Linked DNA regions of Mus musculus: regions 1, 3, 4 and 5 are each linked to region 2. Evidence: chromatin loops called from intact Hi-C (ENCODE). Cell type or tissue: left cerebral cortex. All regions are shown on one strand. Each heading gives the region's core, and the rest is flanking DNA. Links, peaks and the distances in the headings are about the cores only.

Evidence for each region. Hi-C counts contacts between places; a loop is a spot of excess contacts. Peaks named below come from ENCODE experiments on the same cell type or tissue, not always from the same donor. Only the 100,000 strongest peaks of a DNase experiment are listed, where the experiment ranks them.
Region 1: it touches region 2 in a loop (4-fold over the local background); 17 of 42 quality-filtered maps call a loop at or near these places.
Region 3: a loop joins it to region 2, with 7 times the contacts of the local background. A loop is called at or near these places in 13 of 42 quality-filtered maps.
Region 4: a loop joins it to region 2, with 3 times the contacts of the local background. A loop is called at or near these places in 14 of 42 quality-filtered maps.
Region 5: a loop joins it to region 2, with 2.6 times the contacts of the local background. A loop is called at or near these places in 16 of 42 quality-filtered maps.

Annotation. Positions count from the first base shown.
Region 1 is chr13:91,634,708-91,639,707 of GRCm38, reverse strand. The region is part of intron 4 of Ssbp2 (single-stranded DNA binding protein 2); the gene reads right to left. Among named protein-coding and RNA genes, the nearest start is that of Gm22778, 86 kb to the left of the region's middle. In left cerebral cortex, for the core only: a CTCF peak has its summit at 2,675 (motif pointing right); a DNase peak (open chromatin) is centred at 2,681.
Region 2 is chr13:91,367,499-91,373,827 of GRCm38, reverse strand. A830009L08Rik (RIKEN cDNA A830009L08 gene) reads left to right here. Exons shown (of 3, transcript NR_045161.1): 2 at 472-636; 3 at 2,404-4,838. Among named protein-coding and RNA genes, the nearest start is that of A830009L08Rik, 17 kb to the left of the region's middle. In left cerebral cortex, for the core only: a CTCF peak has its summit at 5,477; DNase peaks (open chromatin) are centred at 1,502, 2,671 and 3,264; H3K4me3 peaks cover 1,265 bases; H3K27ac peaks cover 2,886 bases.
Region 3 is chr13:91,418,537-91,424,865 of GRCm38, reverse strand. No RefSeq gene overlaps it. Among named protein-coding and RNA genes, the nearest start is that of A830009L08Rik, 34 kb to the right of the region's middle. In left cerebral cortex, for the core only: no CTCF peak of the experiment used is centred there; a DNase peak (open chromatin) is centred at 3,123.
Region 4 is chr13:91,427,800-91,434,128 of GRCm38, reverse strand. No RefSeq gene overlaps it. Among named protein-coding and RNA genes, the nearest start is that of Ssbp2, 30 kb to the left of the region's middle. In left cerebral cortex, for the core only: no CTCF peak of the experiment used is centred there; DNase peaks (open chromatin) are centred at 890 and 2,547; H3K4me3 peaks cover 419 bases; H3K27ac peaks cover 1,922 bases.
Region 5 is chr13:90,964,626-90,970,954 of GRCm38, reverse strand. The region is part of intron 5 of Atg10 (autophagy related 10); the gene reads left to right. Among named protein-coding and RNA genes, the nearest start is that of Gm46434, 36 kb to the right of the region's middle. In left cerebral cortex, for the core only: a CTCF peak has its summit at 3,329; DNase peaks (open chromatin) are centred at 1,790 and 3,311.

The sequences.
Region 1 (5,000 bases), core at 1-5,000, 270 kb before region 2:
TACTTTATAGATTTTTTATGACCATAAAGTTATTTTAAAAGTTCAGGAAAATATTCCCTTTCTGGGTTTGCCACTGGAGTCAAGGACTTTTGAGTGTTCATGTTGCAGCAAATACGACAGAAATACACCCGTTACTTTAAGGCTTACTCCTAATAAGTGGAGAAAGACAATAAACAAAACAAATAAGGGAGAATATTTGTTTGTGATTTGATCCAATGAGTTCTAAAGGGACAGGGTGGATCCTTCACAGTCAAGAGGACAGGGCTAGCAATTCTGAAAGCCCTGTGACGGGGACACACCAACCCTGGACCAGGCTTCAGGGGCTCCTGATGGACTCAAATGGGCCATTCATTGTTTTTGTAGTCTGTCTCCCCCTTTCTCTCTCTCTCTCTCCCTCTCTCTGTCTGCCTGTCTCTCTCTCTCCCTTTTGCTCACTCTTTCTCTCTTTTCTCCCCTCCTCTCCTCCCCTCTCTAACAGTAAGTAGCAGGAGCAGTAAGTTTTATGTAGTCCTGAGTGGCCTAGAATTCATTACCTACTGGAAGCTGTCCTCTATAACGGTAACCCCCTGCCTCCTAAGTGCTGGATTACAAGGCAATGCTACCATGCCCAGATTTTCCTGTTCTCAGACTCTCCTCCTTACACTTCAAAACATGCCACATTCTTGTCGTACAATGATAAGAGTAGGGATTCCGGACTTCTGATACTCATGCTTTGCACACAATGATAAGGATATCTGAACACCAGGAGCCTGATAACTAGATGACATACAGAACACGGCCCAGTTAGTTAGTTATTGGGCCTGATAACTAGATGACATACAGAACACGGCCCAGTTAGTTAGCTATTGGGCCTGATAACTAGATGACATACAGAACATGGCCCAGTTAGTTAGTTATTGGGCCTGATAACTAGATGACATACAGAACACGGCCCAGTTAGTTAGTTATTGGGCCTGATAACTAGATGACATACAGAACACGGCCCAGTTAGTTAGTTATTGGGCCTGATAACTAGATGACATACAGAACATGGCCCAGTTAGTTAGTTATTGGGCCTGATAACTAGATGACATACAGAACACGGCCCAGTTAGTTAGTTATTGGGCCTGATAACTAGATGACATACAGAACACGGCCCAGTTAGTTAGTTATTGGGCCTGATAACTAGATGACATACAGAACACGGCCCAGTTAGTTAGTTATTGGGCCTGATAACTAGATGACATACAGAACACGGCCCAGTTAGTTAGCTATTGGGCCTGATAACTAGATGACATACAGAACATGGCCCAGTTAGTTAGTTATTGGTGTAAGAGAAAGTCTCAGCCCTCTTTTAAAGATACAAAAATAACACAATATTAGAAACTACGTGAGGCACAAAGTCACAGACCAGATCACTCTGACTAAACTTCACTTTGAGGACCTCGATCTAAGCATACTGGTCACCCACTTTCGCTAGGCTTTACTAACAAATTATATTATGTGACTCAGCCTAGAGCACCATTTGGTCCACTCACAAATCTTGTTCTGTTGGTATCATAGAGGTATACGAATTGGTTCTGTAAGTACTGTCAAATAATAAACCTCCAACTGAATAGCATGCTAATTTGTGTAAGTATCAATCTAAATAATCTGAGTATTGAATTTAAAGAGTCAAGCTATGTGAATTAAAGCTTCTCAAAGGAAAGAGTTCTTACTTTCTTCAACAAACTTGTTTGATGTTTGCTAACACATGAGACAGAGTTAATCCATGATCTAAGAATAAACAGAAACTTATAACTGGGCCTAACCCAGAAGTGTGTAGGACTCTGTATAGCCATGTAACAAGAGTAAACAGCTTAGTTAGATTAAAACTCCCACAAAGAATTCTCACTAGACTACCATGGAATATCCTTTATTATATAATTGTTTGGGGCTGATTTTTATAATAGCTTATCTTAATGAAAGAAAAACATACACTATGATTTTATAATATTTCTTGTAGCTAACTGAATCAGGAAGACGTCCGTTAGGATGGAAACATGTCATTTTAGTGTCTTCTGCTGGATTCAATTACTTACTTTCATACTTAATATTTTTTAAGAAATGTGCATCTTAACACACATTTTATTAAATCATTAGCCTTGCTATTTGAATATTGTAGAGAGGAGGTCCACATACCTCTAAGAGGTTTCAAAAAAAGCAGACATGAAGCTAAAAAGATTCACTCTATCATAAAATATAATCAGATTTATTAAGATTTTATACGCCAGGTAATTGCTCCTTTGATTTACTAAGAGTACTAGGGAACCAGGTCCTAATTACATAGTAAAAATAAAGATGTAAAATCTGCATTTTTGTGGAACAGAAAAATATTAAGAATATATAAAACTTTAAAGTAATAACTGCAAAAATAAAGTGGTGATATGACTTACAAACTGAAAGGAGATTAAAAATAAACAGGATTGCTGGTTTTATTATGTTGTTATCTATACTATTTTAAGCCTCTATGATTTCAATTATGTCTTTTCCCAAATTCATGTGTTACCAATGCGAATGAAGTAAGAGGTAGCACGTTTAAGAGGTGATGGGGATATAAGAGTTCTCCCTTTCTAACAGGTCTTAAAAGAACGGGTGAGGCAGTTTGTTCTATGTGCTCTTCTGCCTTTCTCAAATAAGACACAGCAGGAACGTCCTACCACTAGGTGGCAGTGCTCAGCCTCAGACTTCCCAGTCTCCTGGCTATGACATAGACTTGGTTTTATCTAAATTTCTGTTCTTAGATATACTGTTATGACAGCACAACACACACTACCCACATACAGGCATTTTCAAGTAAATCTTAAAATGATGGTAGTAGCTATCTGGCAATATCAATTATAATTCGAAACACTTAAATAGTCTGATTGCTGGTTGAAGATAGCTTTACTATATTAAGAAATCTAGTCCTGTAAAACAAAACAAACAAACAAAAAAACAACTTTCAAAAATTCAGGAATAAGAAAAGAAACTTTCGTTTCCATTTGATAGATATTTGGTTTTCCTCTGAGAAACATAACATGAGCACTGGTAACTGACTTAAGTCATCACTGTGTTCTAAGGTTAGCCCTGTTTGGTCATCAGAGGAACTCTTACTTGCTGGTAGATATTTGAGACTTTGACGACTACATTCTCCTGACATGTTTTTTGCTATTTTGTATTTTTCAATGTGAGCATCACACTTGCCCTTTCAGAACAAATTCATATCAAATGGTTTTATATACTTCAATTTAATGTAAAGAATGTAGTTTAAAAATATACAGCAATAAAATTTCTTGAATATGCAGGTGTGGTGACACATGCCTTTATTGCCAGCATCTAGAAGATAGAGACAGGCAGATCTTTGTGAGATCAGGGCCACCCTGGTCTACATACCAAGTTCTAGGCCAGCCAGGGTTACATAGTGAGGCCCTGTCTAAAAAACAAACCAAACCAAAACAAAACAAAAAAAGGAACAGCAAAACCAAACCAAAACCGAAACCAGCAAAACCAAACCAAAACCAAAACCAGCAAAACAAAGCAAAACAGCTTCCTTGGATATAAGAGTGTTTCTGAAAGAACTACAGTCATTGTTCCTTTTATATCCCCGACTTAGGTGTGAATTTGCTCATTGAAGATTTTCCAGACCTTTCACTTCACTGGCACACCTAACTTTCTCCATGTTCACTTCACTTTCACATCCTTTACAAGGCCCTCCCTTTAGAGTTGAGCAAACTGCAGGGAGACTGAAGTCTGTCTTTCCCTCCTGAGGAGAGAGTTCCACCTGAGGAACAGCCTTCCAGTAACATGCTCTCTTCAATCAATCTTCCAGGTTTTACAAAGCAGAGTTCTCTCGATGGAGAGTGAGGGAAGAGGCCTGGTCCCTTCCTAGGCCTTGCTGTTAGAAGTCTGATGCCAAATAATGTAGATAAATAGTTCCCAGTGTACAGATAAATCATAAACTGCACCTCCACAGGGCGCCCAGCAGCAGTCTCTCCACCACCTCACAAACGTTGCCCACCACTGGGGGACTGGCTCAACAGTTTTGGTTTTTTAATCCTGAAGTACATTATCCTTCTCTTCATTATCTTTCCACAAATTGATTACTAGTTTGCCTTTTTTTCTATTTTACTGTTTATTTTAAAACAATATTTTTCTTCTACGTGTTAAACTTTATCATCCATTTTCAAACATCTCATATAACTAATCGAACTCTATTCTGTTTTCTAATAATGAAGAATACAAAGCAATACGTTTACGTTGACTTTACCTTTGTTGGTATCTGCAAGGTCTAATATTGGTATTCAGTACCTTTTTTGAATCGTCAAAATACAATTTTATTTTGCTGATTAATGGAAATAACTAGAAACCAAAATTATACTGACTAGATGAATTAGGAAATAAAATGAGAATAATATCTAGCCTTGTAGATGTCAGCAAAGACACTTTTAATTTAATTCACACATGGTTGGATGTTTTAGTTTCTAAATTTCAGTTTCCCGACTATAGCCAAGGTATGCCATGTTATACACCTCCAGCACCCAGGAGGATGTTAAATAGTATGTGCTTAGGATTTTCCACTAATAAAACATCAACATTCTCTTTTCTTTGCTGACTTTGTCTTTGAACATTCTCTAATTTCCAGTTCTTATTCGTTCCTTCATATATCAACTATTGCTCGTCCATTTCTCCTTCTGCCTCTGTCAGCTCTTGCCCAGAAGACTCACACAGGAATGTCACCTCTGTGAAATGGGGCACAGACCCAAGTGTAGAAAACCTACACTTCTGCTGTACCAACTGCAAGTGAACAGCCTGGGAGGGTCTTAAGCTTCTGGGTCTGTTGGAAATGCCTGTTGTGGATGGAGGTAGACTGGTTTTCAAATCTGAAAGGAACTCTGGGAGGAAATGAAAACTAACACATCTACATCTCAAAATGACTACTTCTGAAAAATATTGTTCAAAGGACATTTAGAAGGTAACTCTAAAGATCTTTGGAATTCAAT
Region 2 (6,329 bases), core at 591-5,590:
TTAATGGTAAAATGTCCATCTGATAAGCCACGCTGTGATTACTATTGCTTTTGAAAGTGTAAGTGAGCATTTACAAGACACAGGGAGAAAAGCAACTCCAGACTTAAGTTGCTAGATTCTTGACCTCACCATACTTCGTTCACAGTCGATCTGTTTGGAAAAAGACTCAGCCAGTGAATCTCTTAATGACACTATCTGATTTAAATCCGATAGCCTCTGTGGTAAATTGGGAGTCTGTGTCTTTTTATCGTCACCTTTGGAAAAATTGTTCTAACCCCAAACCATCAAAAACAGACAAGATCCTCAGAGTGGTTCAGGGCCATTCCACTTGGGATGCTAAGGACAGGCAAGCAGTACAAACATCACCCACCTTGGGATGCCCTGACTCAGATATAGAGTTATCAGAGCTTTTGGAACTTTTGGATTTGGGGAGTCATTCATTAAAACACATTTCTTTTCTTTTGATTGCAGGTAGAGTTCCTTGGACAGCCCAGGGAAGGACCTCCACCTTCGTTGCTCCCTTCTCCTGTCCCCCCACCTACCAAAACACAGGAACCCCATCTTCAGACAGAAGGCATGCTGCCTCATGAAGGCTCACAGTTCCAGCCCTTAGAACCATCCAGAGGTTAGACTCAGGTTTGTGTTCCCAGTGGCAGGATAAATGTGCCTTTCTTGGAGCTGAGCCTACTTTGCCCTAAGGTTACATTTCTACACAAGGAAGCCTTTTTAAAGAGTAGTGCTTCAGGCCTCCACACTAACGGTTTGTGTCTGCCATCTTAGAAAAAGGGAGCCCATAATAAAACTACAGGAGCCAGCAATAGAGAATTACAACCCCAGAATGAGAGGGGGTCTGCTTCGGCCCTGCTAAATGCTGAGCCTTGGTCTCTCTGAGGAAGAACAAAAAAGCGGAAGGAATTTAAGTCAATTGTCTCCTGGATTGCCTTAGCAGAGACCAGGAAAACAGGGTGCTTACTAAGGGTCTACTGACTCTTGGCCACTACCCTGGTACTAGACAAGCTGGGAGGGAAACGGTTGGGGGTGGGGCGGGGGTGGGGTGGGGAGAGAAAAGTTCATGTAAGTCAAAGCAGCCTGTGATGTACAAGCATCCAAGCTAGAGGCTATGTGTATGGTGCTGTGACTCAGAGTATAGCCAGTTCATTTTCAGATAGTATGGAACAAATACTACTAAAGATCTCTGGGTGCCCCTGATAGGCAGAAATGGCGAGAACATCAGAAAAAGGGCTGGAACACAGCAAAGGGGCTGGAGGAAAAACAAAGGTAGTGGCTGATAGGTTATCTCCTCCTGGGTCTGAATCCAGGCAGAGAGAGGGGAAGGAAGCCCCCAAGCAGACCGGCCTGCTTTGAAGAGAGAGCACAGGGTTGACAGAGAATAGAGAAGGCACTGCGGCCACCTGTCCAGCAGCTCTGGTTTTGGCAGTGCGGTCCTGATGCCTGCATTGCTGGACCCAGCTTGAGAGCTTCCTAAAATATCCCTGGGGCTGATGCAATAGCAGTTTGTGGCGGAGCTGCATTGCCATGTGGTGATGGAATAACCTGGTGATGTAGAGGGAGCCTTTTAAGTCTTCGTGGGATCTGACCCAACGAGCCCTACTGAGAACAAGCCAGGTGGCACAGTGGTTAGTTCTCCGGTGTGGGAAGAATGGCGTTCCCCTTCACCCATCTACATCACTGCTCAGCCAGGGCATGGCAACTCTCAGGAGGGCAGTCCTGAGCAGTCCTGAGCAGTCCTTTCACAACCCTTCAGCTCTCTGAATGTCAAGAGATGCAAGGTTACCTAGTCCACCTTCACCCTGAAGAGAGCCCCCTGCTCTAGAATACCTTCTGGGTGACGACCAACTTGTGTTAGGGAAAGGAAGAGGAGCCCCTGGTCTGAAAGAAGAACTGAAAGATATTAGGACACAGTAGCACCCTAAGCTAGGCTATGGTCATCTCCAAATAAAAATGGTTGCTCAAGTTCTATGCCAGCTCTGGTTGTGCACAACAATTTGAATTTTCCATTGTGACTTCATCTTGCCAAAGAGTAAAACTCTTTTCTCCCTCTCCCAGGCCATTCTGTCTCTTAGAGGGTCAAGTGGGTCTGGCCCGAAGGGAAAAAAAATCCCCTTTACTAAAATGTAAAGTGCCAATCACCCCTACCTTCATCCCCACCCCTGATGCCCAAAGTGCTCAAAACTAAAATCTGCTGCATCTTTTCAGCAAGTAATCAACACAAGTTGAAAGACACATGCTGTTGCATTTCTGATCAGATTGTATGTGAGGCAGGAAAATATACTGCCCCCGTGCCCCTCCCCGCCTCATTTTAAAACATTTTTTTGGGGGGTGGCTAAATGCATGTCTGTTTAAAGAAGCCACCAGGCAGTGCCTCTCACTTTGTCTTGGCAGGGCACAACCATCAGACGAAGTGGGAGGAAGAAACATTAACTTCAACAGCTGTTTCTTGACCCCGGCTGTCAGTCTTCCCAAGAATAAATTTTGGAGAGTCCTATTTGAAACAAAGAGGGAGTTTTGGGGGAGAGAAAAGTTGGTTGGTTCCAGGGCAGCCGCCCAAAGAAGCAGGGAACAAGATGTTTGCAGTTACCACGCAGCCTGCAAGCCTCTGCCGGGTGCAGGCAAGGAGCAAAGTAACTTGAAAGCTCCCCTCTCGGCGCCCTGTGCCTGCAGCTTCCCCCCCTAACGCGCGCCCAGATCCAGCGCCGGTGGTAAGAGCCGAAGCTCGACTACAGTAATTCCCCAGCTCGGGCGGCTTGAAACTGCTCGGGCTGAATAGCATTTGCTGTTCCGTCCTGTGGCAGCCTCCCGCCGCCGCTGCCGCGCTCCCTGCAAAGCAGCTCTCATTATCCCGGAAGTTGTGCTGACACAGTCTCGCTGCCACCAGAAGTTTGTCAACATCAAACTTCTCCTGTGTGGGGTACGTTCACCTTCCACGAGTATTTAATCGAGCCAACAAGCAAACAAACAAACCCAAATAAACCTGCCCGTGATGTCATGGTCTTTTTTTTTCCCCCCTCTCTCTTTCCTGGAAAGGCTGGGGGCTTTTGGGAATTTGCTGGTGGGCTCTGAGAGCGACTGTGGGTTTCTAGAGGCTGGGTTGGGGCGGGGGGCAGGGACCTGCTCGAGTGGGCAGTGAGAAAGGGGCTGCGGGGCACTTGGGGCTGGAGGCTGGAGGGCTTGCAGAGAGAACTGGGGCCGAGCGGCAGATTGGTCCTGCAGCCTGTTGGCTTCCGCTTGTTTTTGAGGTTGCACCAGTTGGGCGAAGGTGGCTTTGCATCCTAGCCCCGCCACAAAGGTTATTTGAAAGCAGTGGCTAGGCAAAGTAGAAGAGTGCCTCCCCACCGCCTATGCCCACTGTGCATTTAAAACTCTTACAGGACGTTTAAACCTTTTTCGGAATAAAGGGCGTTGAGGTCATAAAATGAATTTTGAGACTTCACACTGCCACACAAGGGGAATCCTGGGATATAACCATTTCTGTCCTTAGTGGGTCTGTTCAGATACCAAGATGAACTCTCTAAACTTCAGACTCCGTGCCCTTTCAGCTCTCCTCTATAGTTTAAGTTGCCAGGCACCTGGTTTGGGTGTTTGTGGTTTACAGTTGCTCCCCACTTAGATGCTTGGTGCTACCCCCAAAGCTAGGGTGAGGAGTGGACAAGGCAGCTGGGATGAACCCTTTCCCTTTCATACATACGTTTAGACATTCCATCCTGCTCAGTTTGGGTGGGCCTGAAAGAACTGAGAGGGAATGGGCCTTCTTGAAGCTTGGGCACCACAGTTTTTCCAGCAAGGGGCTGATGAAAGGAGTTGCTGATCCTGACTTTGGATTTAATTTCTGGGGGCTAGAGCTACTGCATTCAAATCCAGGACCTTAGATAATGGGGGTGATACCCCCCCATTTCCAAGGTTATACACGGGTAACCACAAGGGTCCAGTGTCTCAACAGTGGGCAGACCAAAGCCTGGCTCCTTGAATTGGAGTCGTATCCACAGAAGAGACAGCAGTATTCTTCCCTATCCTCAAAAATAAATTTGAGTGGAAATAAACATCTCCGAAGAGAAATTATCCAACTCTACCCTTGCTGGAACGGGGAGGAAGTTGAATCCACTTAGAGAGCCAGGAGCTAAGTTTTTCTTCTTGCTGGTCTGCTGACTATGTGTTTAGAAAAATTAGCCTGTAGGCGTGGATCTTCAATAACAAGAAGACACTTTTCTTGTTTTTCAAACTAACCTAAACAAGGAAGTTGTACTAGCCTCCAGGGCTCAGTTTACCTCAGACATGGACCAAACCAAGTAACGACCACGGAGGACAGAATGCCAACCTAAGGACTCTGGGTAGCAGAGGCATTTCTCAGGCCTGGAATGTGCTTTTGGCAAATACATAGATTTAACTCCAATCATAAGGCAGGATGCCCTCACACATATGTAGTCCCACACATAGAAGCCACACCCAAAGCACAAGGGAAAATGTGTTTTGCTGAATATACAGTTGCCCTCTAGAGTGAATTTTTCTCCTTTGGCCCTGCTTCAAAAAATTTTCAATTATCCAGACTTCTTTTCTTAAGGTTATATTTTAATCTTATTTATTTATTTCTTCATAGTCTACAAATGTGACTCGACATGTACCACAATGAAAGCTGTGAATCGAGGCGAGGTGGAGGACTCCATCTATGATTCCATATGCAGGAATATTTCCTCCTGGTTGTTAATCTGTCATAGTGTAAAAAGCCTGATTTATAAAGGCTGAAGGGCTTTAGCAGAATAAGGTATGCATGGTTCATACAGTTGGGTTTATTTACAAATAAAACTAGTTGGCGTTTCTGTCTTCGATTTCCTAGTTTCACTAGAATAATTTCCATAGTTTCCTGTTTCTCCTTCAAGAGTGATCACAAGGAAACAATTTCTTTATTCAGCGACGTGAGCTCTGTGCGCATCTGGCTTTGGTTACTTTGTAAGGTAAATATCACTAACCGTTCACTGGATTCTTTGGGGATGGGAGGCACTGGGCTTGTGAAGACAGTCTACTATGAAATACTGGGGGTGCAATGCAGAAGAATGGCAAACAACTGGGTCCCGTCACAGGTAATTGGGTCACTATGGTATTCTTGAAAGTGGAGATTCATTTGAAAAAAAGACTTAAAAAGTATTTTCAATTTACTTTCGGTTACATTTAGGTTATTTTAGTCAGTATGGTTATTAGAATTTTACCCCAGGAATTCAATTAGAACAGAATCCTTTGAAAAAATATATATATTCTCTAATGATTATATACTTTACTAATGAAAGTATAGTCTTTTTTTTTTTTTTTGGTTTTGCTAGTTACATTTTAAATAATGAAATTATTGTAATTATTTTTATTTAAGGGCAAAATATCTGTATAGCTAATAGCCAAAGCTAACCAGAGTGCTTTAAAAATTAATGAATATTTATGAAGTTCAGGAGTAGCACAATACTGCCCCTGCCTGCTTCAGGAAAACAAATGTATTGACTCCGTTCTCCTAAAATAACCACCTTTAGTTATCGATGGTTAAAATAAATTTATTGCTAAAATGATTGTACATGATGTAATTTTTGCAATTCATGAGACTTGGCCCTGTTTACTAGGTTTAGATCTCTTTCCAAAAACTAAATCTGTTTTATCTTTTGACATGCCTGAATGCCATTTCTGTTCATTAATTTCCCATCTCAACATGTTTCTCTCTTAGTTTTCTGGGCTCCCCTCCCCCCTTGTTTTAGCGGTTCAAGTACATGGCTCAGGGTTTTCAGGCCTTCGTTTATAGCTGGTATACAGAAAGTAGCATCGTTACTCAGCACTTCCACTCGTCCTAATTTATCTACACACACTGGAAGCTGCCTGTAACATTTCCCAATGACAGTGACAACTGGACGTCAATAAAAGGACCCCACCCATTTCAACCTTGTTTGTATAAAGTTAATACTTGTGTATATTTCTTCTGTAACAGAGGTAAGGCTATTGGTCTGTTGTTGTTTCGTTTTGTTTTGGTTGTTGTTGGTTTTGGTTTTTTCCTAGCTTGTTAAGACAAGTTTTCTAGGCAGATTGCTGGTTAGCTTTAGGCTAGATTTTTTTTTTTTTTTTTAAATCATTGAACACCAGATAGACAAAGGAAAAGAAATATGATGTGAATTTAAATGATCAAAAATCCATTCTTTTAAGATAATTTTTGGTTCTCTAAGTTCAAAATTCTACAGTTTTTCTTCAAGTGAGTTTGTAACAAGAAAGATAGAATCATTTTCAACAAGCTAGCAAATTTAGGTCAAAATTTTCATTCCCTGTTGGGAGCAGGGTGGGATATGAGA
Region 3 (6,329 bases), core at 724-5,723, 51 kb before region 2:
GTACCACCCTCTGCAGGAACATTAGTTGTTCCTCAGAGGACACCTGACCAGAGACATCCAAAAGCATTGAGAAATCAGATTTTTCTCTTGAAATTAAAGAGGCTCAAGAGTATTTCAGATGGCAATCTGGTGGTTATAAGAAACTGAGAACTGGGGGCTAATCTCAGCTATGATTTTGCTGATGAGCCAGCAGAAGCTAACGGAGAAGGTGGACACAAACCGAAAACAGCAAAGCAAACCTCCATGGTTAGAGAAACAGGAAATTCTTCAGTTAACGATCCAGCCCTAAGTCCAGTGTGTGGGCTATACATTTATTTATTTTTCCCTAGGATGGCCAGAAGATCGCCCATTTAAACTTCACAATAAACTTCTTTTGGGTAGCTTGCCTTTCCTGGCAAGGGGAGTTTTGGCTAAAACAGTAACACACCACTGAAAAGGTCATCACCACCAGGAGTCCTGTAGCTTTTGTTGTATCAAAAGCAGAAATTTCCACCTGTCCTTTTCAGCCACCAAGACAGAACTTTCTAGTTACGCTGTTCAAGACATAAATTGCAAGTTGGGATATGGGAGATATTTTTTAAGAGCCATTTTGCATCACATAGATTTTCTAATGATGTATGCAAGTATGTTTCAAATAATATTAGATATTTTTATCTGAAGGAATTCTCTCCCTCTGGTCCTTCTTATATAAAGTTTCAGAATAAAAAAAAAAAAAGGAACCAAAGTGCAGTGGAGAAAACACGTGCTTTAGAGCTAGACCCAGCTTGAAACTTCGGCTTGTGATGTATGAACTCTCAGGAGGTCTCCGTCTGCATCATCACCGTGGGGAGAGTTGTGTTTCTCTTTTCAGTTCCTTGTAAGGAGTATGGGAGATCATTCCAGCAAGAATGGCAAGCATTCGGCAAATGTGAGCATCATCCTTCTCCTCTCTCACATATAAGTATTATAATCTTGAAGCCAACTCAGAATATCCCTTCAATATGTGGAATTTGAAAGAAAACAGAAAAAAAAAATAGGAAAAAAGTCTTTAACTTCTTGATTTAGTCAATTAGGGATTCTCCATTACTGTCCCAAAGAGGAATATATACGAGGCTTAAGGTGAGACTTTAGACAGAAAGGATGGCATCTAGAATATCTGTGCTCTGATAAGTATCATAGACAGGTGGCTCATAAACAACAGGAATTTATCCCTTGGAGTTCTAAGGCTGAAGGTTCTGGCAGACGTGGTGTCTGGTCAGAGTCCCCGTCCTCATGGATGGAATTTTCTCACTGTGTTCTCCCAAGGTGAAGGGCAAATAAGCTCTCTAGGGCTCTCTTTGTCTGCCTCTGTCTCCCTCTCTGTCTCTTGTCTCTCTCTGTGTCTCTGTCTTTTTCTGTATCTCTCTGTCTGTCTCTTGTCTCTCTCTGTGTCTCTGTCTTTCTCTGTATCTCTCTGTCTCTGTCTGTCTCTTGTCTCTCTCTGTGTCTCTGTCTTTGTCTGTCTGTCTCTCTCTTTGTGTCTGTCTGTCTCTCTCTAGGTAAGATACAACTTTCACCCAGAGAAGCTCCATTCTAAAGAAGACATAATCATCTTTCTACCTCCCGAAACCTTGAGGGACAGGATTTCAACATGTGAGTTTAGAGGGACTCGAACTTTCAGACCGTAGCAGACTAGAACTGGAGAGGGCGCATGGGCCTCTTTTCATTTATGTTGGCATATCTTGGCCAACAAATTAATTTCTCAGTGAAGTAACATCTGATGCTGATATACATCTAAGACCGTGTGTTCTGGTGTTTGCATGCACTAGCAGTGTACAGTCAATGAGGTGGTCCTTTTTACCAGATAGATTCAAGATCAACTTGTTATGTATCTCTGCTCATTTATATGAAGAAAGAGATTGAGAGCTTCACGTTCTGAGCATACTACACTGTGTCTATGTCCAGTAAAGTCTGTTAAGTTCCCTACATTACGATCTGCCTTAAATATTCTTTTTATGAGACATAGTCTTACATTTAGTGTGTGTGTGTGTGTTGAAGTCACAAAACTAGCTTGAGAGTGTTGGTTCTCTCCTTCCAACATATGGCTTTCAGGGATTGAACTCATGTTATCAGGCTTGACAGCAAGTGCCTTTACCAGCTGAGCCATTTTGCTGGTCCAAAAGGAATGTTTTCTACAAATAAGCCCTGTAATAAATATACAAGCATAAGTCCAACCATATTGTTGCAAATATTTGCTTTCCGGTCAACCTATGTAATGCCATGGCAAACCTTGTGTATTCATTGAAGGAAGCCTGGAAGCCAGACTTCAATGGCCGTGTCAAATTTCTGCCAGAGGATTTTTATTGTGTTTTCTCAATCAAAGGGGAAGTGGAAGAGAGAAACATATAAGGGGTCTTCACACTACTAACTATACATGTACACAATCATCCTTCAAGAGACACGAGACAAATCGTGATGAGTTTGACCCAGAATCTGCATCATCTATTCCTAGTTCTGCTCCCAACCCAAACAACCTTAAAGCAGACGCGAGGCATAAAGAAATATTTATACTGAAAGAAGAGCGTTATTCAAAGTAAGTCAAAATATCAACCATTTCCCAGGACATTATGTCCATGTCTGTGGTTATTGAAATTCATAACTCCATAGTGAATAACAACTGTGTTCTTTCACTTATGTTAAGACTCTGACACTGTGCACATTGCTTGCAAATTTGATATTATAAAAGAGGTTATCAACGATGATCAACCAAGTTTGGGCAGGTTATTTTAACTGAGGAATTTGATAGCGTTTATTATTAGAAAACATATCCACAATTCCATAGCTTTATACTGTTCTCTGATTATTTAAGGTCAATTTGGAAAAGTTTCCGAGCAACTAGTCCACACTTAATCCCCTTTCCAATCTTGCTATTTGATTAGGGTTTAAATAGGTATATGATATAAGCATTGCAACTCTCTAAAAAAAGCGCCTCCCTCCTCCCCAAACCCCACTAATTTAGGTTAAAAACAAAGTATTGGCAGCAAAAGTGTCTTTAAGTTTTTGCAATAATCCTTCCAGTACTTTCGCATCCCTAAAGGCTCCAGATGTGACCAGCCACTACGAAATGGGGAGCTGTTTATCAGCACGCTGCAGCGGGGACTGGCACCTGTAATTTTACTCATATTTTGCATCAGCGTTATTAAAACACCAAGAAATGACCAAGTTCACTTGGTTTCGTGTTATCACAAGGACGACCCTCTGGGTGATATGCTCTGTCGCCTGGCTGTCATCCTGAAGGTGACAGTTACTGCAAGCAGCTTTCTGTGCTGTAGGTGCAGAGGCTGCTGCTAGAGCCTCCTGAAGGGAGTTTCTGCTGGGGTCTGGGGCTGCAAAACACTGTTGAAATGTTGTTCTTGATGCCTTCAAGTAACTGACCATTGATCATTTATCACATGCAAACAACCCCAGTCCTTTCTTTCCTTTTAGTCTGTTTTTCCCCTTCTTTATTTCTCCTCCTTCTGTTGTTGTCAATACTTCTCTGAAGCTGAAATTAGGACACCTCAGTCTGGAATGAAGCTTTCAGAAGTGATCATTTGAATCCTGTGATGACAATCACTCCCAGGGTGAAGCCCTGGATCCCAAGTCACCCTTTCTTCCTCTTACTAACCTGGGGCTGCTTTGTCCTGCCCAAGGCTTTCCAAGCTGTTTGCTTCAGCTTGCTTTCACCTTTCCAGTTGTGTAAAAACAGAAAAAAAGTACATTTTGCTTTCTGGCACTTTATCCATATAGATGATTGGAATTCCTCCTTTGCTAGACTGATGGTTTCCAACTCCCAGTAGTCACTGATTGTGGGTTGGTACTTATGTAATAGCAACTTGGTTTTTAATAAAGTCCCTGACCTTTACTCCCATAGACAAGAGTACTTACTGGGGTGCCTGGAAACTGGTCAGTGAAAACACACTTCTGTGAGGCTTTGACATGCAAGTTGGAAGAAGCCAAGTTGGGAATCCAAGGAGCTAAGGGCTTAAGTGACTTGCCTGGCATTGCAGTGAACCACTGCCATGCTAAAACTGCAACAGTTAATGGTCAGCACAATGTACTTGATCATCTCACCTTGGGAGCTAAAAGCACAAAATTCTCATTTCTGGCTTGACTTGTGCTCCAGCTGTATTGTCTCTGCACCTTATTGGTGGCAATGAAATATTTCTCGATGCATTAAAGTAACCTTCAGATCAAGGGGTTGAGGTCCAGTCATCCAGGAAGCTGTAACTGCTGCTAGCTGTGCATAAGCATCCCTTCAAGGTACTCAGCAAAAATCATGGACTCTGTCTTTATCTCTCTGAGTTAGTTTCTAAATTATTTTTAATGTCAGCAGTGACCATGCTGTTTAGATCTATTCAAATAATGTACTGTAACACAAATCTTATATCTGCTAATGGACCTGCTCTTCAATGGTTGGAGTGTCTTACTAAATATGTGAAGCTATAAAATGTGTCGGTGTCCAGGAGACAAAAAGAAACAGGGAGTCACATCACTACTCGAATGTAAGATCTCCTGTGTAACTGGACAGATGAGAGCGGCTACAGTGTCCCAGCAACAGCCGTGTCAGAGCCCATGAATGCTTCATAATTTATTAGGTCCATTATTAAACACACTTTTCATTAATAGAGTTTTGAGGGTTTGACCCTTAGTGATCTGCATCCTGGTTCATTTTAAAAGACGATTTCCAAGTCCTGAGACATCGTCAAATGTCCCAGAAGTTGCTAATGGAAGACAATATTTTCCAGTAACAGTAGCTGTGTTAAAGGAGTGAGGTGAGACTTCTAATGAGGGCATCTGAAGGTGCTCGTGATTTGGGTGCAGCTGAAAGACCTCCCCTTCTGTCTGTAGCTCTCAGTGTAGGAGAGTCCCTAGAGGCAAAGAGAAATCTGGTGAGAAGCAAGACCGCCCCCTGCATCAGCCCAAAGCCCTTGGAGAAGGAAGTCCTGGAACTACCTGTCTCTAATTAATCTCCTCTGCTGTATTCCCTCAGCACTCACATACTCATAATTATATTTATGACTGTAACTGTGTTATATTACAGTTCAGATCCCCTTACAATAAATACCACCATGATGAAAATTCTCAACTAAAAAAAAAGTCCCAACTTTAGCCAATAACTTATGTATTTCAGGCATATTTGATACAGTGGAGGTCTAGCAATATATAACGATTTCAACGCTCCTTCAATTCTTTTGCAAGGGAATTTGAGCCTGTAACTATATTCATCATCACACAAGAGTGCGAGGGACCTTTTCCCAGACCATGAGACACTCAGCTAAATGGTCCTTAGTAGCTTCAAATGCATAGTAAACACCAGAGCAATGGAATGATTTGTGACAGAATTTAGTGAGAAACTTAAGGTAGACCCTCTTGCCTACAATAATAGCCTTGCTAGCATTGCTGAGTGACTGTTAGCAAGGCTTTCATGCGTTCCAGGTGTCCTTTATCAGCATTTGAGTGATGGAAGGAAAACTGTACCCCAATGTGAAATAATCTAGGCTCTTTTTCGTCCCCAGTGCTTCTTCCAAAAACCCACTCCCTTCAGATCATCCAACAATAGAAAGGCTGTTTCTGTCCCTGTGATTCTGTCATTAACTGGCTGGTGCTCTCCTGACTCTGGCCTATCATGTTTTTATATATCCAGTTATTTATTACATAGATATAAAATCCTGCATTACAAGTGGAAAATGATGCTACAATGACAACGGTCTGTGATGTTTTCTTTATAAATAAACTACGCTGCACATTTGTCTCCTATTTTAGGGATATTTATTTATTTGGCGTTTGATACAGAAGAAATCTTCATTCTTCCTTCATTTAAGGAGCTAGAACCGAGGCAACTGAAGGGGCTTTGGGAATCCTCTACCCTAGCTTGTTCTATTGCTCAGCGCTCAACAATTCAGGATCAATATAGCTGAAGGATAGGGTCTGATGCGAACTACAATATTAACTATTTGTTTAATCGGGCTCAGAGCAGTGGAAATCCATACACTTAAAAAGAGCATCATAACGGCCTTACAGAAATTTAAATCATTTTAAATTTGATGACATAAATATGGTGAAGAAAGGCTATTTAGTATGGGTTCCATCCTGAGCCTCCCCTAACTCCTGCCAAAAACCTAGTTCTTGCCAACCATGAGGTCTTTGAAATGAGAACAATATGAATATTGATGTTCCTACTACTGCTTGGTAAGAATATTAATAGGCGACAGGGTTGAGAAGTCTGATGATGACACCCTAGAAGGAGACTTTTCTAAGTATGCGCTCCATATTCTCTCCAGTGAGACGAGAAGGAAGAGCGAGGCTCTGTCGAAAGAGTGTGGATTTCA
Region 4 (6,329 bases), core at 592-5,591, 60 kb before region 2:
TAGGTCCCAGGCACTGAGTTCAGTACATTTGTGACCAAGCAAACCACTTTCTGTGCATGTTCACAGTCAGCACTCCCTTCCTTGTGCAAACAGAATTCTGACCATTGTTCTATCGCTTTGCTTCTCTGCTCTCTGGGAAGATTCAGACCTTTCCAGACTCCTAGACGCCTGTGGCACAGAGTGAGATGAGCAACCAACAGTTCCAGCTAAGGAGAAGGGGAAACTGATGAGGAAGAAGAGGCAAGCGCGTGGCCAGTCAGGCTTCTGGAAAACGCTTTGTCAGACCAGACTTTATTATGTCCTCCCAAACCCAGGGGAGGATAATGATTCAGTTGGAACAGGTTCTGGCCTCTGAGATTTCTGCAAGAAAGGCTCTGTCATGGTATGAGTGAGACATGTCCCTAAAGGCTTCTGTGTTTGAACACTTGCTCCCCCGCTGGTGGCACTCACTGCTTTGGGAGAGTGCAGACCCTTTGGACTGTGGCCTGGATGGAGGAGATGGGTTCCTGTGGAGTAGCCTTGGAGGTTATAGCCCAGACCTTCTTCCGACCTGGTCTCTCTCTGCTTCCTTGCCAGCTAAGGCACAAGTGAGCCACCCTGCAAGCCTTCCTTTCCCAACAGGGTCACTGTCCTTCACTTCTAGCTGTGAGCTAAGAATTTTCCTTCTCTCACGTTATTTTTTATCAGGTATCTGCTCACAGGGCCATGTAGGTATTAGATTTAAACACCCTGACTGTATAAGCATTCTTGTTTTAAATTTCCAAGAGAGAGAATTAAAGCAGATAAGTAATGTTTTCCGGGTTTTCCAGCCCCGGATCCAGCTCTGCCAAGCCTGAAGCCCGCTCCCTCTCCACAGCGCCACACTTTGTCTCCACAACCATCTGTTAAAGTGGGCCGAATCGAGTGCTTCCCTTGTGAGGAACCTCTATTTATTCTGGTATCATACACAAATGGAAAAGGCTTACTTCTGATATTTGATTCAGAAGAGAAACGGCTTAGCTACTAGCCTGGAAACCAGGCTCGCCTGCTGGCCTAAGCCTGCCTACTGGCTAGATGCTTCGTCTGGAAGTCCTATCACTCTGCACCCACGAAACGGGCAGTGCTTGCCACAAAAGGTTCAGTTTGAACCTTTGCTGAAATTGCTCTAAGGCCATTCATCATGAAATCAATGTTTGCTATCAGGCTGCTGCCTGCTACCCAGACGCGAGAGGAAAAAGCGTCTGCAAACCACGAACCAAGCTAGACCTTTCCAATAGTCAGGCAACAAACACAAAAATACATGTACTTGTTTTGCTCAATTATCATTGTAAATGGCTTGGAGTAATGTTTTCATTCTTGATCGCCATAGAAACCATTATACTCTTCTTACAAATGCTTCAGACACAGGACCACCTGTTCAGTGGATACAATGGACTTCCAAGGAAATAGATGGTACTGGACTGACAAATTATGAACCATTAGAAGAAACATCTCTGACTCCAGCTACTGTGGATGAGCTGAGGATGTGAACAGGTTAAGAGACCGGGAGGTTTGGGAATGGTGTATGCAGATATCACTTCTGAAAGCCGGACAAACTTTTTATTTGAGGGAACAGTATTTAGAGAGTGGTGTGTACAGTACGGTGATGGACCAGACATGAATCATATAAAAAGAACTTGAAAATAAAAAGCCAGTTTGCTATGCCAAAACCCAGAATGTTCTTCTTCAAGGTGAATCATATTCCATTCCAAAATGTCAAGTAGATTTAGTCATTTTAATCTTTTTTATTAGATTAAAACCTGATACATTTATAAAAAGCTACGGGAATTGGAACACGGGCTTCACCACTAACAAATCATGTGACATGGGGCACACTGCTAGGTCTCTCAGTCTCTAATTTGAGGGTGGTATTTCCATTTATGAGAGGACTAGATAAAATAACCCTTGCATAGCACTTATCACAGTCCTTAGCACTTAGTACTTAACAGTCCTTAGCACTTAGTACTCAACACAGTCCTTAGCACCAAGTACTTAACGCAGTCCTTAGCACTAAGTAAGGACTAGATGGTGAAAAGTTACTAGTCATCAAAAGTAATGATAAGCATTACAACTGACAATACATTCGCTGAAGTCACCAACACACATCGCTAATTTTTCTGTTGTCTCATTTCCCTGAACCTGTAGACAATATCTGATCTTAAATAATTGAAAAGAGTATGGGAGCAAACATAGATCTGAGAGGCAGAGTCGATGCCTGTTTCTGCACAGTGCTGACCTTTCTGGTATTGGTGAATCTGGAAGTTTCAAAGTACCATAGGCATTCGTGCAGTATTCCCACCCCCCCCCCATGCTTGAAAAGAAAGCCTGCTTTCATAAGACCTTGGGCCTGATTTCCAGTGGGAAAAGTGCTAAGGAATTTGGCTTCATTTCCAAGTATCTTTGCACTTTTCCCAATTGCACAGAACCTCCAAGCTTCCCCAGATTAGCTCGTCTCAATGGCATCGAATCTTTCAAAGAGAATGTAATAATTCCACAGAGAACTTAGCATTTCTGACAGCCTACCTCCCACTGTCCTAGCGCTTTATAAATTATGCTGCCTCTGAATGTGAGCCGGGCAGGACCATTTTCCTGGCCCCTCGTGATTCATGGTTTTTCTTAACTATGTCAGTGCCTTGTCAGCAAAGCTGCTGCTTTTGAGCAGTGTGCTGTGATCCTGCAGGGCAGCTTGCAAAATACATAGTGGTTCTTATAATACTGATTTTTCTATCTTTTTTTTTTCTTTTTACTACATCAAGGTAACTAATAGCTATTAACTTTAGGAATCCCATCCAAATTCTGAAACCATTACCATTTAATTAACAATCTGTTCTCTGCAATGCACTGTGACCTGAGAAACCCCTTTAATGACAATGTGCTGTTATCATTAAAATTAACTAACAAACCAAAGAGAAAAAGAAAGAAAGAAAGGTGGTGTTACTCAGGTCAGATATGGAATGAACATAATTACAAGAAAGTGAAACTAAAAACAAGTATCAGACCGAAGGATCAGCACAGCCAGAAGGTCACCATGCCCGCTCCCCTGTTTTGGACTGCAAAAGTGATTCTCCATTGGTCCTCAGCTCCTCGAGAATTCTGGTCTCAAACCATGGAGCCCAGGACTTAGAAATGGAGATTCAAAGCCACAAGAGCTGAAAACTATGTGTCTATGTTCCTAACGATAAATCAGACATTCTTTTTCTCTCCCTTCCTTCTATCCTTCCTTCCTTCCTTCGATCCTTCCTTTCTTCGTTCCTTCCCTCCCTCCGTTCCTTCCTTCCTTCTTTCTTTCTTTCTTTCTTTCTTTCTTTCTTTCTTTCTTTCTTTCTTTCTCTCTCTCTCTCTCTCTCTCTCTCTCTCTCTCTCTCTCTCTCTTTCTTTCTTTCTTTCTTTCTTTCTTTCTGTTTTTTTTACATCAGATCTCCATCCCTCCTCCTACTTCCTGGTTCCCCCTCCCAGTCTCTCCTCCCTTTTCCCTCCCCATCCCCTCTGAGCAGGTGGAGGCCCCCCCTGCTCCCCTCCCCCACCTCTCCCCCCACATCAAGTCTCTGCAGGGCTAGGCGCATCCTCTCCCACTGAGAGGAGCTGACCATTTGCTACATATGCGTGGGAGTGGCTGAAGTCCAGCCTGCCATGTACGCTCTTGGTAAACCAGACATTCTTAGGAATAACTTCTCTCTTTTCCTAGAACCTGACCCACTGAAAAGTCTTCAGTCATGAAAAGTCATACAGGATTTTTGAGTTAAGGACTTTCCATTCAGGGAGGTTGGATGAAAGTTGTTAATGTGTAGGCTCTCCCAGCATTCTTGCTGTGTGCTCAGAAAGGATTCTGTCATTGTTTTTTGTTTGTTTGTTTGTTTGTTTTGTTTTTTGTTTTGCTGTTGTTTTTTCGAGACAGTGTTTCTCTGTGTAGCCCTGGCTGTCCTGGAACTCACTCTGTAGACCAGACTGACCTTGAACTAGAAATCCACCTGCCTCTGCCTCCCAAGTGCTGGGGTTAAAAGTGTGCACCACCACTGCCCAGCTGGATTCTGTCACTGTTAACATGCTTTGGGCTTAAGGAATACAGAACAAGCCGGGCATGGTGGCACACGCCTTTAATCCCAGCACTTGGGAGGCAGAGGCAGGCAGATTTCTGAGTTCGAGGCCAGCCTAGTCTACATAGCGAGTTCTAGGACAGCCAGGGCTATACAGAGAAACCCTGTCTTAATAAAAAAAAAATAATAATTAAAAAAAAGGAATACTGAACAAGAAGAGAGAGAGAGAGAGAGAGCAAAGGATGGAAAAAAAACTTGTTTGGGATGTGACTAAAGGGAGAAATGTGTTTTTAAACAGGATTTTGAAAAGATGAGTCTAGAAAAGCCATAGAACGAAGCCAGGGTGCAAAGGGAGAGGCAAGGAAAACAGAAATGTAATTACGTACTGACAGCATTTTTGCTTTGATGATGACCACAAGGTCTCATCACCTCCTACCAGTTGCTGCTCTTCTCGCCCCCGTCAGTTGTTTGGATGACTGACACAGCAGGGAAATATTTGAAAGAAGATGGGCCTCTGAAGAGGAGATTCTGTCTTTCATGATGGCCCAGACAAATAAGTTTAGTTGTTTCTAACCTGAGTATGTCCAAAGAAAATATCTCTCGACAGCAGATATGTTTTAAAGAAGATATGGGGGTGCTGTTGTGTTGTTGTTATTGGTGCTGTTGCTGTTGTAGGGTATGTGTATCCTCTGCTTAGTACTCAGTGGAGCTTCTGCCTATTAGAAGTCAAAAGCAGCTCCATACTGTGGCCATTCAAAATTTCTTCATTTGTCATTGTATCTCCTAAGGTGAGGGAGAGCTGGCCCTGCCCCTCAAGTAGGCAAAGCCGGAGAGCTGAGCATGGTGTCCAGAGAGTGAGAGCAATGGCAGGCTGATCAACTCAGCTACAACCCCGAATCAGATCTGCGGCTTTGAGTTGGTCGGCTTCAATATCTACCCCATTGATGAGCTTCAGGAGCATGGTGTCGGGGGTGGGGGTAGGGAGTCCTGCAGAACCAAAGCTGCAGGATCTCCACAACATGGGGCAGCAATAGGATGTTCTAGGAGTCTCAGTGAGGATCCAGGATTGATAGTGTAGCCAGAGCCAGTGGCCTTGAACCAGACCTATGACTCATTGCAATGAACACTTGCAAATCAAGTTGTTTGGGCAAAAGGGTGTGCTATGTGGTACCCCATGACAGCCTCCACTGTGAAGTGTTTTGTCTTTCTGTTCTTTCCTTCATTTTGTTTTCATTTATTTTGTGGGGGATGTTGCAAGGGCAGAAGATGGATATGGAGGTCAGTAGGGTTGGGGACCATGATGTGAAATTCACAAAGAACCAATAAAAATTTAAAAAGAGAAAAGAGAAGAAAATGTGACTAAGGCTCAGACTACCCCTTTGTGAGAAATGCTGCTCCACGCACTGAGAAGAATGTTCCTGGAACTTGACAGACCTTGATTTCCGTTCAAGTTGTTCCTGGTAGAATCCAGGAGAAATTAATGTTTCTCTATGTCCTGTTCTTAATGTGTGAAAATGAACAATAGGATAAAACATGAAAGAAGTTTAAACAGACCAAAAGATATAGATATCTGACGTGTCCTTCTAAGTCATCTGCTTAGGTGAAGTCTCGTTTTTGCTGTCTTTGAGGTCTTTATAATTCCATGTGACTTATAGAAAACTGATAATACTGTAAATCTTTCTTTTCCTTTCTTTCTCAGATAGTTTCTGCTATACAGGCTGAACTTGAACTCAGGATCCCCCTGCATCAGCCTACAGAGTGTTGATGTTATAAGTATATGTGACATCACCAAGCTTAGTTCTCTTTGAGCCCAAAGCCTCAAGAGTGCTAGGCAAGGACTCTACCACGGAGCCATGTCCCCAGCTCATAATGCAGGTCTTGATAATAAAAATCCAAGTTAGGTCTGTTGGAATGCAATTGCTTGTTTGCTTCTGGGTAGCAGCATGTATTTGTACTGATCTTAAAGTTCACTTCAGTATGCTTTGTGTGACATGTCTCATGTGATGCCACCTTCAGCTCTGTTGCAACAACAAAATAGTCCTTTCATTAGTTAGCTAATGAAATCATATTTTTCACATGTGTTTGAAACAAGAGGTAACTGCCTCTACACGATCTGTTTCTTTTTTAAGATTAAAACATGAGATGACTTCATCTAAGGATAGAGCAGATCTTTAGTACCAACTCTATTCCAGCCAAACCACTTTTCCCTGGTTCCTCACTTGTATGGTCACGATTGTATTAATCAAGCAAATGAGAGAAGACGTTGCAATGTTGCTG
Region 5 (6,329 bases), core at 782-5,781, 400 kb after region 2:
TAGTGCTGTCATTTGTATGCCATACACTTTGTTTTAACAAGGCTTTTAAGTCTATTAAGCAGGTTGGAGGATTAGAAAGCCCTATGCAGACAGGCTGTGTCCAGAAGTTTATAAGCAGCATTTGTTTACTCTGTAAAGAGGCAGTGGTGAGAGTTATAGATGCAGACGAGAGATAGCAGACGCATCTGCAGTGACTAATAGCACCAAACAAGGCCACACTCATATACCATTATCATCTGCTATCTGGTTTTGTTTTTTGTTATTTTTTTTTAAGATGCCCTTTGTTGCCTCCAAAGATTGAAATTCCACTATAAGCACACAGATAAGAATGTATCCAATCTCTACTATATGCAGATGGCAAAAGAAAGTTATTAGTTGGAATATAAATAATCTTATTACATACTGTCTGCATGCCAGTGTCTGCACACTTGTGGCTTGTCACCAGAATGAGGAATGACAGCTCTTAGGCTGTTGCTAAGTTGTGTGACACATTGGCCGTGTTATCAGTCGCTAGGCAGAGAGAGATCCTCCGAAATTTCTACGGATCACCCCTGGATGTGAGAGATAAGTTTCGTCATCCAGCACCGGCATGTCTTGCCGTCAGCCATCAATAACTAACAAATAGAGATTTATGGAATTGGTATGAGGCTCCGTGAGAGATAGCACTGTTTGGGGAACAGAAAACTATAGAATGAGCTCCTTTCTCCAAAGATGGACAATAGCACATAGATGACACAAAAGAATTGGTCAATAATAATATGATATTGTTGATAATAGTTTCACATAACTGGGCTGCCGAGAAAGCTCAACAGTTAAGAGCTTGTCCTGACTGCTCTTGCAGAGGACTCCAGTTCAAGGCCCAGCACCAACACCATACAAACTCTTAAGTCCACCTCCAGAGAGATTCATTGTCTCTGACTCCTAAGGATATGTGTACTCGCATGCGTATGTCCACACACATAATTTTAAATAATAATAAAAAAATCTTCAAAAAATACTACATAAGACTACAATGAAATCTTTATAGCCTTAGACAGCTAGTACAGGTAAGACATGCTAAAGCCATAGACCACTGAGAGATTATAAAGAGAGATGTTTTAAAAACAGGCTCTTTAAATTTTTATTTAATTTTAGTCTGTGTGTATGGGCGCTTTGCCTGCATGTTTGTATGTTTGTACAGTACCTGCAGAGTCCAGAAGAAGACATGGGAATCTCCATTCAAAGTGGAGTTTGAATGACTGTGTGCATTCTAGGAGGCAAACCCAGGTCCTTTGGAAGAGCACCCAGTGCTCTTAACTGCTGAGCAATTTCCCCAGCCCCTAAATAAGTGTTTAGTTTAATTAGAACACAACACTTTCTTTCTTCCCTTTTCTCCCTTTTCTCCTTCTAGTCCTGCCCGGCCACCCTCCTTTGAAGCACTCCTGTGTCTCCTACTCTCCAGTTTATAGCTTCTTTTATTATTGTTGTTAACATACATACGTATGTATACAATTCGTATGTATGTATGTGTATGTCTAAATAATACAGTGTAGTAAGATCATTTTTGGTGTGTGTTTGTGTGTGTGTGAACCACTCTGTACTGGACAACCAATAAGGGGGCTCATCCCTGGGAGAGGCTAATTTTCCTCCCAGAAGACATTAGTTGGCTGTAGTTAGAAGAGACTTTATTGTGAACTGAAGTGGAGAGAATTTTTCAGATAGAAAGACCGGCACAGCAGTAAGAAAATGCTAGCTAGCCATAACAGTTGCAATAGGAATATACAGTGTGGGCAAAGCCAGCCTTCTCTAACTGGGACAGCATAGCTGTGAGGATGAGCAGCAGCAGCTCGGGTTGGGAGAGTATGAGCAACACAGAACCTTTGTGGTTGTGTTTGCCAGCAGGATGTTTAGGGCTTAGATTATGCTTTGGTATGTGGTAGGTACACACCGAAGCCTTCTCTCTGTTCTGTGATTAGGCATACTCTAAAAGACGGTCTGGAAAAGTTGTCTGGACCAAGTTACAAGAAAAACAGAGACCTTTGCAGTTGAGACTTTATCATGTAGGTATAGATTTTTAGCCAGGCAAACCCCAAATCTATTAATCAGGCATTATCCTGTGACGCAGAGCTCTGATTGGTTGTTGACAGAGATTTATGTTCCCAAAATGATTGAGCAAGGGATGATATCAGGTTAGCATTTGAGTTTCTGTAGTGAATGAAAACGGAGAAAGAATGAAAAGCCTGAACTAGAGCCGGCTGGAGGAGAGATGCTCGCCAGAGTTCATTTTGGGACTAACTTCCAATAGGTGAAAAGAAATGGGAGTGTTTGGTGGAAGCTGTGCTTTGGGTGGGGGTGGGGGTGGGGGTGCTGAAAGATGCTTTGGAGAATTAAGGGGTCAGAGCAATGAAGTGAAAGGAGATTTCAAAACAGTCCTTCAGTGAAAGTGAACTTCTGAGCCTCTGGAGGTGTTCATCTGAAAGGCTCTTCCTGTCACTATGGGGAGTTGGTGTCTCTGGAGGTCTTGAGTAGACAGAATGGGTTGTTCACTTGAGTTAAAGAAAAAGGTCTGTGTCTGTTGTCAGCTGTAAAACTAAAGGAATGCGAAAGTTAGATTTTTCAAAATTACATGGTTTAAACTTTTTGTTTTATGCATGAAAACTGATATTTCTACAAATATGTGGGTGTCACCACATAGCAGATATGCAGATGTTTAGTCAACTGACACAATAATTGAGCCCTGTACTTGTTCAGTATGAAAATGTACCAAGTAAAAGACTCCAAGATTTGTGAATTTAAGAAATAGATTTCCTCATTGCCAGTGCAAAGTAGTTTGGCTAGATCATATTTGAAGGAGAATGTTGTAATCTTAAAAACTACCATACCAGCTAACTATTACAGTGCCCCTCAGTTAATGCAAAGACATGAGAGCTATAGCATTAGAGGAGCTTTTTGCTCATGTTTGCCTTTGAATCACGTGAGTCACTAGGGAAGACGAACATCCTGGGTTTTAAGTTGACCGTACCCACATGTTTGTGAACCTTCACAGCTGGAAGGCAGTATGAAGACGGCATTGTGGCAAGGAGATGCTTTCTTATAAAGAAAAGCACTTAGCTTTTCAAGCAGATTCCAGATTAGCCAGCTGTTGCTTCCTAGACAGGCCACAGGAGTCTAGAACCAATGACGTTGGCTTCTCTATTGAGGGGGAAGATGTGGTGGTTGTAGCACTGGCTGTGGTCTCCATCTCCTTAGCTTATGTCAGCCTGTCACAGCCGGGCTCCTTCTCTGCCTGTTTCTCCTCAGCAGCAAGCCTAGCATCCATGCCTACAGTGTGGTGGATGGCTCTCTGGCGGTCTCTGCTGGCGGATGTTCTACATGTTTCCAGGAGGAACAGCCCAAGACTGACTCTATTAGAGAATTTTGAAAAAAAAAAAAGTGTAAATACATAAATAACAAATATACTAAAGTTCCCTGTTGTGAACCTAAGTGAAGTTTTAACTTGTAGCTATAACTCTGAAGCAGACAATGTGTACAAGCATCTTTGAGTGTGCACATAATGAATGTATAGCCCTGTTTCTTGGTTGAAGGGAAGAAATTAATCATTTAAAGTCAATTCATGGTATGTGTGCATGTGTGTGTTTAAGTTCTTAAAGCTCATATGTCTCTAATTTTTCTAGCAGGCACTTTTCAGCATATGTCAGCATGTTTGTAGGTTTTCTCATTGTTTTTGTTAGCATTTAGATTGCCAGCAAGCCTTCAACCTGAGCATTAAATCTTTTAATTATTATAGTCATTGATGGCCATATTTCCAGATTACAATCTTCCATGAACAGATGAATTGGAGATATTGATTTGTTATATTAAAGAGAACTAATGTGTGTGTTTCCATGCATATATTAGCATATTGCATCAGAGATCATGTCTCATCTCTTTCCCATTTTTTTTTCATTTTAATTCTTGATAGAGCATGTATAATCAGTGAAATAAGCATCATCCATTAGTGAGCTTGGTCTTCCCTGAAGTATTACTATGCTAAACAATCCTATTACCAAAGCATTATTTTGATAGTTTATTAAAAGTCCTGCAGCTCTCACATTGCTATACTCAAACACAGCTTTATGCAATTAAAGTTATAATAGGAACTTTATTACAATGATATATAACTTGTATCACCCTAATAAAAGTTCCTGTACACAGCGATGCTTTAATAATGCTGTTTCTGTAACACTGCTTCCTTCGTAATGGGGACTTCTCTCATGGCAACTTCATTATTAGGAAATGATCTCAGTAATAGAAATGCAAATACAGATTTTGAAAGGAGCGTTGTGTGCACGGCTCCATTATTGACCTGCTGTCTTCTCATGCATTGCATATCATCATTATAAGCCAACCATGTAGATTATAGTTACGATTACGGCCATGCTGTTACAGTTTAGCATTCGTGTCATTCCAGGGAAACACTGACTGCCATTTTAAGATGAAATTTGGGAGTTAAAATTATTTAAATTTTAATTAAAATTAGAATCAAAAGCATTAAAAATGACTTACAAAACTTTCTCTGATTTTTATTGTATCATAGATAGAGGAGACATCGGCCCTTAAAATGGGGTGTTCCCTTGATGTTCTCACCGTCTTCTCAATAGATGTATGAGAATAATGCTTTAAGGGAAAGAATTTCTGTATCTCCTACTTTCGTAGATACCCGCTCAAACAATCTGACTGACTGTGGAGACACTTGAAGTAGAGATTTTCCCTTCCAATCCCCGCCCCCTGCCCTTTAGCCTTTGCTCATACCAGGGCACTGAACAGAGTAACGTGGCAGCTTCATTTATGGCACCCATGTCCCAGATCTAAGTATTAGAGAGCAGAGGAGATAGGTATGTGCCTCCGATATGGAGACAGAGAGTCTCCGAGGAGTCATCTCAACTTTCTTCTCCTTACTCTACATCTATAAGATGGGGATAATAATAGTAGGATAGTGAAATGAGTCTAGTGATTTATACACACATGAAAAACTGTGCTACATAGAAAATATTTACGTACTGATGAAAGTCCATATAAGTATGCCGGAATACTTATATATGCTATATGATGCGGTTACTTGTAACTTCAAAAATTACTTTTGCTTTGTAATTTTTATTAAATTTTATTAAAATTTTATTTATTAAAATTTAAATATATTTGTTATTTCAGTCATCTAAGTACTAGTGAAAATTTTATTGAGAACTAAATCAGATACCCAATGTAGTATTTTCTGAAATTATCACAGAGAAATATAAAACCCTGTTCTCCATATATATCTGTTTTTAGCTTTACATAAAGATCAATAAAATGATTTTAAGCATAAAATATACATTATGATAAAAAGCAGGATGGAAATATGACAGAAAGAAAAAATAAAATTTCCAAGTATTTCTATGTTTTTCAGTGAATAATGGTGGGTATTTATTTTCAGTTGAACACATGTCAGAGAGTTATGCGATAGTTTCATTTATGATCATCAGTTTTACAGTACACTGAAAATGACATGTATATACTATCTAGGTACACACACACACACACACGCACATATACACACACACACACACACACACACACACACACTATGCTTCATGATGAAAGTTCGGATGCTACCTTGTTTGTAGGTAAATTTTATGTCAGCATATCGAATATACAGTTCCGTAGGTTGATATTTAGACTTAATATTCCTGTTTCAATTTTTTGTTATATTTTTGTTTTTATTATTGTTTGTGTGGGGGTTGTGCAGTCAGAGGGCACCTGGTCAGTTCTCACCTTCTACTGTGTAGTTCCAGGGATCGAACTCAGCTGGTCACACCTAGTGGCAAGCTCCTTTAGCCTCTGAACCATCCCACCAGCCACTTCTTTAATATTTCTCTTCAGACCCTTTGCAGGGTAAATAGATTTTTTTTCCTGAGGGGTATGTTAACACTCTTGCCATATTAATACCAATCAATGCAGGAACTCAGGCAAATATGAGCTTTAGTTAATTTGATTTTCTATGTCCTATTTCCATGGCCCTTTGAGATTCAAACAGCAGCTTGTAGAAGACTCGTGCCAGAAAATGCAAGCCCATTCTTAGAACATAGAGCCTTGAAACATACTGCTTTTGAAAAGTCTGACTCTTGCCCTGTCCAGTCAGGAAGAGCACTGTACTTTATAAATTTACAAGCATTTTAGACAGTCAGACCCACCCCAAGCACAACCCTCCTCCCTCTGTTATTTTGCAACAAGTCAATTATTTCTCGGTTTGCATCCCGTGGCCAGGTCAAAAGTGGCGTAAAGCCAAAGCTGGTTGCCTAGGGCTTTATGAAAGATTCTATGCACTGTTGATA